Linked DNA regions of Mus musculus: all the other regions are linked to region 2. A link is a loop called in an ENCODE intact Hi-C map of the cell type or tissue named here. Cell type or tissue: gastrocnemius. All regions are shown on one strand. Region 1 overlaps Tbc1d22b (TBC1 domain family, member 22B). Region 2 overlaps Mdga1 (MAM domain containing glycosylphosphatidylinositol anchor 1). Region 3 holds the start of Rnf8 (ring finger protein 8). Region 4 overlaps Rnf8 (ring finger protein 8).

The links. Hi-C counts contacts between places; a loop is a spot of excess contacts. Peaks named below come from ENCODE experiments on the same cell type or tissue, not always from the same donor. Only the 100,000 strongest peaks of a DNase experiment are listed, where the experiment ranks them.
Region 1: it touches region 2 in a loop (6-fold over the local background); 19 of 42 quality-filtered maps call a loop at or near these places.
Region 3: it touches region 2 in a loop (4-fold over the local background); 19 of 42 quality-filtered maps call a loop at or near these places.
Region 4: it touches region 2 in a loop (2.7-fold over the local background); 9 of 42 quality-filtered maps call a loop at or near these places.

What each region holds. Positions count from the first base shown.
Region 1 is chr17:29,598,505-29,601,004 of GRCm38, reverse strand. It overlaps Tbc1d22b (TBC1 domain family, member 22B), which reads right to left. Exons shown (of 13, transcript NM_198647.1): 11 at 1,039-1,166; 12 at 764-859. Among named protein-coding and RNA genes, the nearest start is that of Tbc1d22bos, 3.4 kb to the right of the region's middle. In gastrocnemius, no CTCF peak of the experiment used is centred here; a DNase peak (open chromatin) is centred at 1,292.
Region 2 is chr17:29,881,906-29,884,405 of GRCm38, reverse strand. All of the region lies in intron 1 of Mdga1 (MAM domain containing glycosylphosphatidylinositol anchor 1), which reads left to right. Among named protein-coding and RNA genes, the nearest start is that of Mdga1, 5.4 kb to the left of the region's middle. In gastrocnemius, a CTCF peak has its summit at 1,293 (motif pointing right); DNase peaks (open chromatin) are centred at 519, 916 and 1,311.
Region 3 is chr17:29,613,416-29,615,915 of GRCm38, reverse strand. It overlaps Rnf8 (ring finger protein 8), which reads right to left and starts at 1,127. Exons shown (of 8, transcript NM_021419.2): 1 at 838-1,127. The coding sequence starts at 948. It overlaps Gm28043 (predicted gene, 28043), which reads right to left and starts at 1,127. Exons shown (of 28, transcript NR_132314.1): 1 at 838-1,127. In gastrocnemius, CTCF peaks have their summits at 1,363 and 2,237 (motif pointing left); DNase peaks (open chromatin) are centred at 1,107 and 2,238; H3K4me3 peaks cover 1,830 bases; H3K27ac peaks cover 1,862 bases.
Region 4 is chr17:29,635,104-29,637,603 of GRCm38, reverse strand. Rnf8 (ring finger protein 8) reads right to left here. Exons shown (of 8, transcript NM_021419.2): 7 at 1,582-1,786. It overlaps Gm28043 (predicted gene, 28043), which reads right to left. Exons shown (of 28, transcript NR_132314.1): 7 at 1,582-1,786. Among named protein-coding and RNA genes, the nearest start is that of Rnf8, 22 kb to the right of the region's middle. In gastrocnemius, a CTCF peak has its summit at 1,305 (motif pointing left); DNase peaks (open chromatin) are centred at 67 and 1,283; H3K27ac peaks cover 523 bases.

The DNA.
Region 1 (2,500 bases), 280 kb after region 2:
GTCACAGTCCAAACACAGCCCATCAAAGAGCCTGGGCAGTGGATACAAAGGACCCCAAACACGGCCATGTACACCTCTGCTGTCACTACCCATAGCCAGACCCCTTGGAGAATGACAGCAGTGTCCTGGGTGGCTGCTGTGCCCACACTCCCCACCTCCAGCCACTGCACAGAGAAGCAGAGTGGCCTTCAAGGGCGTACCCACTCCATTCCTAAGACCTGCCAGGAACAGCTGGGCGCTCACAGCAACTTCCTGCCCTACCTGCCTTCTCTGACTTAGCTTGCTCTGCTCTTCCTCTGGCCACCTATTCAGGCCTCGTTTCATAACCCCTCAAACTGCCAGGCACACAGCTGACATAAAGCCTCTAGGTCAGTCACGCCCTCTGCCCCAGTGGCCATATGGCTTGCTCCCTCACCCTCCTCAGGCCTCTGCTTAAATGTCGCCTTCTTGGTGAGCATATCCTGACTGCTTCCTTTGAATGTGCAGCCTCCCTTCCTACCGCTAAGGATCCACACAGGTTGCTGGGCCTTGCGGTAGTGTGTACTTAACCCCAGAACCTCTGGCACCCCCGTGACTTTGTCTACTGCCTGTCTTCCCTCAGCATGTGGGCTGTAAGAACGGCCCTCTGCCCGCTTCACTTCCCAGGACGTCCTGGGCCTCCGTAGTGACTCACAGGCCATACCTGTAACCAACAGCCACGAATGAGTGGATGATGAGTCTCTCGGGCCCGTGCGGCCACTCCGCAGCCCTTCTGCCCACTCACCTGAAAGTCTTCCTCATCCAAAATCTCCTTCCTCCACTTGATCAAGAAGGCGGCGCAGACATAGAGATGGAAGTGCGAGAAGCCTTCTGGCTCAGACTGGGAAAGAAAACGAGAGTCAGGTAGGCCTCAGGGCCCCAACTGTGAACCTCTCACAGCTTAAAACCTCTTGTGTGACAGAGAACATGGGCTCAAGAGATTCCAAAGGCAGACACAAGACGAAGGTGGGTGGAGAGGCTTCACGGGGATAGCTGGGAGAGGGAGGGGTCCCTCCATACCTGGTACGTGTCCCACAGGCGGATGGTGCAGCGTAGGGGAAGTTCCCGCATCAGCAGGTTGTTCATCCACCGAAAGGCAAACTGCAGGTACTCCACCTCGTACCTCCTGAAGTGACTGTGTACCTGCTCTGAAAGCGGCACCAGGTCAGAGCTACCAGCAGGCCTCAGGGGCCAGGAGCAGGTTCTCTTTCTTACCAGCCCCTCCCACTGTGGGCTGACCTTTGACCCCCCAGTGCCACTCACGGCTGACGTCAGCACATGGCCTATGGCATGCCAGGCATCTCACCAACCCATTCCCAGGTGCCTGCTGCCATCCTGGCAATGCACTGGCCATGAAGCAAGAGGCATGAGGTAAACTTAGCTGCTTGGGCCTAATCATTCTTCAGGGCAGGGCCAGCACGGAAAGGGAGCCTGGAGGCCACCTTGGCCAGCTGCCTTCAGCATCCCTGACAGACGGCCAGCAGAGGTGGCTTCTTTCTCTTGGGTTTTTGTTTTTGTTTTTGTTTTTTTCGAGACAGGGTTCTCCGTATAGCCCTGGCTGTCCTGGAACTCACTTTGTAGACCAGGCTGGCCTCAAACTCGAAATTCGCCTGCCTCTGCCTCCCGAGTGCTGGGATTAAAGGCATGTGCGACCATGCCCGGCGGCTTCTTTCTCTTAGGAGGAGACTCACCAGGAGATCATTCTACAAATTCAGTAGAAGCTAGCTGCCACCTGCCACTTGGCTCCTGCCCTGGAATCTGCATCATATCCTGAGCAAGTTAAACAAGCCTGGTCCCTACCCTGCATGACGGCTTCGAAATTAATGCTCGACAGGTGGGCTTTTTGTTACTGATGTTTTAGGATGCGCTTGTACTAAAAAACCATGCAGGCGTGTGTCTGCGCGTGGGCATGTGCATGTGAGTATATGTCTCTGTGTGGGCACGTGCACATGAGCACAGTCAGGGGCATCAGAGTGCCAGGAGGTACAGACAGCTGTGAGCCACTGCAGCTGGGTGCTCAGAGCTGAACTTGGGGCCTCTGGAAGAGTGAAAAGGGCTTGTGACCCACGAGCCACCTCTCCAGCCCCGCTGGTGGGATGCTTTTAAATCACGGTCTTCTCATTTATGAAATGGGGCAATCGGAGGTCAGCAAATGGCTCAACAAGGAAAAGGCATCTACCATCACGCCTGACAGCCTGACCCCGGAACCCACCTGACAGGAGGAGGTAACAGACTCCTGGGCATTGTCCTGAAGCCCCCTCCATGAGGTGGCATGTGTGTACCTGTCCCCAGAAGCGTTGGGGTTCTTCATGTTTTGTTGGTTGGTTTTTTTGTTTGGTTGGTTGTTTTGTTTTTTTTGGTTTTTCGAGACAGGGTTTCTCTGTGTAGCCCTGGCTGTCCTGGAACTCACTCTGTAGACCAGGCTGGCCTCGAACTCAGAAATCTGCCTGCCTCTGCCTCCCGAGTGCTGCCACCATGCCCG
Region 2 (2,500 bases):
ATGCAGGAGTGGGAAGTGACATTCTCCTTAAGACAGGTTGTTTGCAACTTACTGGGGGAAGTCAAAATATTTCACCAAAGGTGTCATCAGAAACTACTATCCTATGCTAATTTTTGTGGGAACATGAAGACAGATGTTGAATAATTTGACAAGAGCAACATCGCTTACAGAATTATCACCAAGTCAGGTTCTCCCCATCTCTGAGGAATGGGGGTGGGGAGGGGAGAGGAATTTCGGGAACTGAATTTCCCAGTGTGGGGTTTCTAGTATTGAGGTGGGTGGAGACACTTGGGACCTTTCCCTCTGAGTTCCACACCCCTGCCTTGAAAGCGGCTGTATAAGCTCTTACCCTGAGAAGCAGGTTCTGGAAGCAGGTAGCTCCGTGGGTCAGCAGCAGGCTTAGGTTTTCCTAACTCCCCAAGGAAGGTCCCGCCTACTTTTGTCCCCTTTCCAGTTTCATTCTTTGTTGTAGACACTGCCCGAGGCAAAGATTGTTTTGTGTCCATAAATCCAGGCTATTTTGCCTGTGCTGCCTTTGGCAGCTCCCCCAAGGCTGCCTGGGGGCTCCCCACAGGGTCATTCTATACAGCTCCTGGTTTGCATCTGCCCCTTCCTACTCTGTAGACTGGGTATCCAAGTATCACACATGGGTGAGGGTCTGGGGTCTGGAAGCTAGATTGGAAGGGATTGTGAGAATAAGGAAAGTACCCTTAAGGGGCAGTCTGGGACTATCGGAGGGGCCTGCGTGTAATTGGCCAGGTCTAGCTCTGAGCTGCTGAGGCCGGGTGGCAAAGCCTCATTTAGAGCCCTGTATTAGCTCTGCTTTGCTGGAACATGAAGGGATGGGCGGGGGGCTCCATAGGGAGGTGGAGGGAGCTAATCACAGCCGCCAAGGCCTGGCAAATGAATGATGCAGGAGATCGATACCTGGGGTGGGAGTGGAAATCAGGCTGTGGTAGCAGGGCTAGCTTCTCCTGGTTGCCCGGGAGGCACGGAGGGGCCCTGGAGTATTAAGGCCCAGGGGGAATGTGTAGGATCCCTTCCTCTCAACCCGTTCCCCACAGGAACCCCGATGACTCTTTCTGTGACTGGGTTCAGGAACATTAGACCAGAAGGTACCTCACCCACAAAAGTTGGGGAGACTTGGGATGGAATTTCAGCTCTCTCAGTCTAGAAAAGGCTCCACTTCACCTTCTCCCTGCCACACCTCAGTTTGAGTAAGTCCCTGATGCCTGTGAGCCAGAGAGGTGGGGTGTTATTCCCTACCGACCCCTCGTTGTAAAGCTGGTGCTGTTCTTCCAGATATCGCCAGCAGGGGGCAGGCTTGGCCACCATATCGCCGCTGCTTCCCTTTCTTTGCTGGCCTCCTCACCCCATTACAGAAGGAGACACATAGTCCCCTTTGTCACCCCTGCCTAGGGTGAAAGGGGGCTCTCTCCAACTCCCACATACCTGATTCAGAATCCAAGGGCACCCACCATGGATAAAGCCACACTTCCTGCATTTTCAAGATGACTCAGTTCTTCTCTGGGCCATCGAGAACTTTGTGGGACTCTGCTGAGCTTGTGGGGCTCTGGCTATAGTAGGCGGTGTGTGGGGAGGGATCTAATACCTCTGCACAATTGCCTCTATACAAACCTAGGTACGGTCCCTGGCCGGCATCTCCTTTTCTGCTGTCAGAAGACTAGGGGCCCACGTGGCATTTAATAACTGATGCAGGAGGCAGGCGAATGCTGTGCTTAGCTCAAAGGAATGGATTTTATTTATTTTTAAACAATGGAATCTTCCTTCTTCCTAAGACTGGATATCACATGTGCTCTGCAGAACAATCAAGGAATACACAAAAGTCTAAGAAAATAAAACTCGCCAGGCGGTGGTGGTGCACACCTTTAATCCCAGAACTTGAGAGGCAGAGGCAGGCGAATTTCTGGGTTTGAGGCCAGCCTGGTCTACAGAGTGAGTTCCAGGACAGCCAGGGCTACACAGAGAAACCCTGTCTCGAAAAAAACAAACAAACAAACAAAAAACAAAACAAAAAACAAAAAAACAAAACAAAGTCAGAAAATAAAACTCAGCCCCCCCATGCACTGGGTATGGCTCTCCCTAGCATCTTTTAGTATAAAGGAGAGTGACCCATTTTAGGGAGTATCCTTGGTGAAGGTGATGGCCAATCACAGCCATGGTGGTAGCCCCGTGCCCTGCCAAGGCTTGATCTGACTGTGGTCTTCATTTCCAAGATACTCTGAGAGCTCACAGGACGCCTGGCATTGTCCTTGAACTGAGGTCCAAAGTCATAGGTAACCTACTCAGGGTGGCACAGTTGGTAAGAGGGGGGTCCCGGTGTTGGTCCCATGGACCTTCTGGGTAGGGAGAAGGAAAATGAGGAGCTATGTTTTGGGGAGGTAGGGGTATCTACTGAGTCTCCACCTCTGGTAAAGCTGGTTCTGGGCTTGACATGAGTCATGGAAGGAGGGAATAGTGCCACAAAGATCCCATAAAC
Region 3 (2,500 bases), 270 kb after region 2:
ACACATGACCAACATTCAGTACTGTACAGGCTTTCCAAAACCTCAAGGATTCTACATTGCAAGCGCATCCCTGACCCAGTTCTGCTTCCAGAGCAGACTGCAAGGATTGAAAGCCCACAACAGCACCCAGCACCTCTCCCCCACTTAGAACTGTTCCTCCCACTTTGTCTTTGTTTCTAATTTTGCGTTTGTGGAGCTGCAGATACAGCTCATTTGGTAGAGTCCTTGCCTTCCAAGTTCTGTGACCCTGCGTTCAATCCCCAGCACCGGCCTTTTAAGTCAGCTTTACATTGTGAGCAGTTTCTGGAGAGAAGGCTGACCCACTTCAGGAGTGGCCCACCCCGACGCTCCAGTTCCCCTCGGAGATGGAATGGAAGACTTTTATTTTCAGTATTACAGTTCGAGGGGTTTAGGCATGCTACCCTTAAACTCCTGATCACACTTAAAATCAACTCCAGAGAGTCCACGCCCTCCGCAGCCTTCCAGGCGTCCATCTTCAGACTCCCTAGACAGGTTCGCCACTCCTAGGAATCAGTGGGGACGCCTCTGCCTCAGTTTCTCCGTCTCTGATAGACCCTTAACTGGGACAGTGCCTGTTCTCGACCCCATCCTTCTCCTCGCTGGGAGGCCCGCGTCCGTTACAGCGGCTCCGGCACGGGTCCCGCTCCCGCGCAGCCGCCCTCCAGCTCGGGCCTCAAGCCGCGGACTCGCCTGGCCTCGCGGCCCGGTCCCTCCGGGCCCTGAGGTGGCCGGAGCCCGCTGCCTCGGCGCCTCCCCGCCGACCGGTGTGCGCGGCCTTCCCCCGCTCCCGCAGCTCGCCAGGCCTCTCGCCCTCACCTCAGTCCCAGCCTCCAGCTGCAGCCACTCGCAGTCCATCCCCAGCCGCCGCAAGCACCAGCTCCGGCGGGCCGCGAGCTGCCCCGAGACCAAGGGGTCGGGCTCGCCCATGGCCCGACCGGCACTGGGGCAGCGTTCAGCAACCAGCCAACCTCTAGCCTGAGCTCCGGCCGCCTCCGAGGTTCCTCTCGCGCAACTTAATCTACACACAAGACAGAAGCAATCGCCCGGGGATCGACCGCGTTGAGAGCGCGGGCCCGCCCCAGGCCTGGGAAGGCGGGCAGTGCGCGTGCGCAGCGGGAGGCGGGCGGGAAGTGCGCAGGTGTGAGCCTGAAGAAGGACGAGCGTAACGTCTGCTGCGGACAAAATCCTAAACTAAAGCATAGATTTTAGGACTTGGAGGATGGCTCAACGAGTAAAGCTACTTGCTGGCAAGCGTGGAGACGATGCTCAGGCTTCACCTATATGGTGGCTGGGGAAAACTGACTTTTCAAATTGGCCTCTGACTTCCAAATGCGCACCCTAGCGGGTGGGTGTGGGTGTGCGCGCGCGCCTGTGTGCGCGCAGAGTAATAAACACTTAAAAGTTATAGATTAAAAATTATAGTAAACAACAGAAACACTCTCTTTCCTTGGGTTCGTGAGTATAATAATGACTTTCCCAATACCTTCTTTCCTCTCTGCGCTCTCCAAAGCCAGTACCCCAGATCCAGCAGCAATGAACCTGAACCTTTATTTGTATCCCACCCCTTTTTCCTTTGGCAGAGTGTGGTGGAGGATGAGGAGTTCAAGGGCATCTACCGCTATGCAGTGAGTTAGAGGCCAGCCTGGGATATGAGACCGTGTCTACAAAACAAACAAAAATTGCTTTATAACACGGTGATGACGGCCATAACCATTTTATTGAGAACTATAGCCTACTTTGGGTTGGGAGTAGGAGATTCTGAACATTGAACACACAGCCAAGGATGTACTCTGTAGCTAAATTATACCTCCACCCCATTATAACCCACTTTTGAGTGATTTAGAAAAGTCTGATCATTTTAAGGTTGATTCAGTCTATTCCTATTTAGCATCTATTTGTTTTTCATGACCTCATTTTGTTTCTGAATCTTTAAAAATTATACCAGGCAAATCTGTAGAGATGGATCGCATTACCTGGGGCTCATACAGGGTACAGAAGGAATGGAAATGGGCTTGAAGGGGCTAGGGAGATGAAACTCTCCCTTCTCTCTCCACGCTGAAGTTTGGGTGTTTAAGATATGTGTGTATGGGCTGGAGAGATGGCTCAGCGGTTAAGAGCACGGACTGCTCTTCTGAAGATCCTGAGTTCAAATCCCAGCAACCACATGGTGGCTCACAACCACCCGAAAGGAGATCATGAGATCTGGTGCCCTCTTCTGGTGTGTCTGAAAACAGCAACAGTGTACTTACATATAATAAATAAATCTTAAAAAAAATAAAAAAAAGATATATGTGTACATGTTTTGCCTGCATGTATGTCTCTGAGCCAAGTGCATGCCCAATGGCTGCAGAAACCAGAAGAGGTTGTTGGATCCCCTGGAACTGGAGTTTATTATTTTTATGGATTGTTTTGGTTCGGTTTATTTTTATGTATGTGTCTTGCCAACATGTATGTATGTACCACGCGTGTGCCTAGTGCC
Region 4 (2,500 bases), 250 kb after region 2:
CAGAAGCAAGCCATTGGCAGGCCCCTCCCAGTTTTGGCTGTTCTGCAAACTGTGTCATGTTCTTGGCTTGGAAAGCAAGCAACCAGAAAGCTGTAAGGCTTGGCATAAACATGGCTTCCTCTACAGGATCCTCTCTCATCTCCACCTGCCCAGACCCACGTAAGCGGTCCTTCCTCTGAAGCCACACAACACCTTCAGGTAAGCGTGAGAGGAAGTGAGATGCTCTCTCTCTTCCCAGGGCTAGTGTCATGTTCCTATGGAAATACAGGTGGAAATGAAGAGCAATGGGCTTCTGCCAGAACCAAGGGCAGAGGTAAAACTTATAGAGACTCTAAACTGAGCAAAATACTCTAGCAGGTATCAGGAAAGCAGCAAGCACACACGTCAAGGGTCAGCTCACACTCCTAGCCAGGAACCCTTCCCACTCGGCATCCACAGCACCCAGCCCAGTCTCACACTATGGATGCACATGTGTCAGCAACAGATCCCTGTCCCTACCTGGAAAAGCTGGTTCCTGTAGGGCCACTCGACTGCTATGACCAGCATCTGGCCTCTATGCTGCCCAGCATCTCTCAGCTCAGGAGTATAACCAGGCCACCCCACCCCCACCCAACCCCCACACACCGGTCATGTGACAGCATCACAGACAGGAGCTGAGTTAATTTCCAATTCCCAGAAGGTAGCAACAGAACACGACGGCCATGGACACCCCGCCTCTTGTGCCATGGCTCTCTATGCAATACCCAGCAGCTTCCTTGTTCTGCACCAAGAATCTTCTGCTGCAACATGAAGGAGTGGCTTTCTGCGGCATTAACACAGCAAGCCCCTAGTGTGGCAGCATCACTTAAACCAGCGGTTCTCAACCTGTGGGCACGACCCCCAAAGACCACCAGAAACAGATATTTACATTGTGATTCATAACAGTAGCAAACGTACAGATGGTTATGGAGTGGTAACCAAATTAATTTTATGGTTGTCAGTCACAACAAGAGGGACTACTTTAAAGGGTTGCAGCATTAGGGATGTTGAGAACCACTGACTTAAATGGACAGATATTCACTAGGAGGGACAGTTCAGGAACACTTGCCATCCCTTCCCCAATCTTCTCACCCCAAGTCCCCTGACTGGAGATGTGTTATCAAACCCACCAGGACGCAATAATGTGTGTGTGTGAATAGTGGTGCTAGGGACTGAACCCAGGGCTTTGTGGCTGACTACACCCCAGCCCTAAGCCCTTACAGAGCTTATGTATGTATTTCCATCTCTAACTGGCCGGCTGCCTTCAGCAACAGCACCACCTGGTGTGCAGACAGCAAACCATTTGACTGTTTTCTGGCCCAGCTTTTTGCTCCAGAGCAAGCGGGAACACACCTACCAGGTGGAGCTCAAACAACAGAGACTAACTCTAATTCGGTTCTTTCCTATGCGGGCTACCTGAACTCTGCAGATACTCCCATTTCTCCTGCCTGTACTCCAAAAACATTTACTAAACTCTATTGTCCAACTTCACCCTGTAAAAACGCCTGCTGTAGCTAAGTAAGGAAGCCCTTTGTCAGGGAGTAGGAGTTCAGAGCCACTCACCTCTCCGTTCCCTAATAAGGACACTTCTTCTTTCCTTCACGTCTGAGCTTAGGTTATCCACCATCTTACTAATGCAGTTGTCCAGAACCAGGGAGTTGGTTCTGGACTCAATGTCCTTTCGACAAATGGGACACTCTACTTTCCGTTTCATCCATTCATTGATACAGAAGGAGCAGAAACTGTGGGCACAGTTCAGGGTGACAGCCTGCAATGTGAAAGGGACACTCTTACTTTCTCAAGCACAACAGAGCGAATCTCCCAGGCCCACAGGCAGACTCACCACAGCCCCGCCTCACAGAGGCTCCGCTCTGCTCCGGCTGGCTCAGCACCCGGTTCTGCCTCCCTTTCCTCCCACTCCCCTCCAGTTCCCACAGTCCTAAGCAACCCATCAGACTGGAGACTACGCTGGGAATGACTTGCAGCCAAAGTGGCAGCCAAAGTGACTCCAGTCACAGACCTGGTCTTTCCGCAGGAGGCAGACACACCCAATCTTCCTAGGGGCTGCTTGGGAACAGCAGTCTCTCTGCACACCCATCTTCCTTTCCAAAGGTGTAAAAAAGACTAAAACTCACCTGCTACTCAACTGTATAAGCGTAACACTTAGCATAAAATGAATTGGTTACAAATGGTACGAAAATGTATGAAAATTAAAATAGCTGGTGTGATAACATGGCGAAGTAACAAACGGTAGCCTAGGAGACAGGTGTTTGCTTATCTTTTTTTTTTTTTTTTTTTTTTTTTTGGTTTGGTTCTTTCCAGACAGGGTTTCTCTGTGTAGCCCTGGCTGTCCTGGCACTCACCTTGTAGACCAGGCTGGCCTCGAACTCAGAAATCGGCCTGCCTCTGCTTCCCGAGTGCTGGGATTAAAGGCGTGGGCCATCATGCCTGGCTGGGTGTTTGCTTTTCAAAAGGACCCACA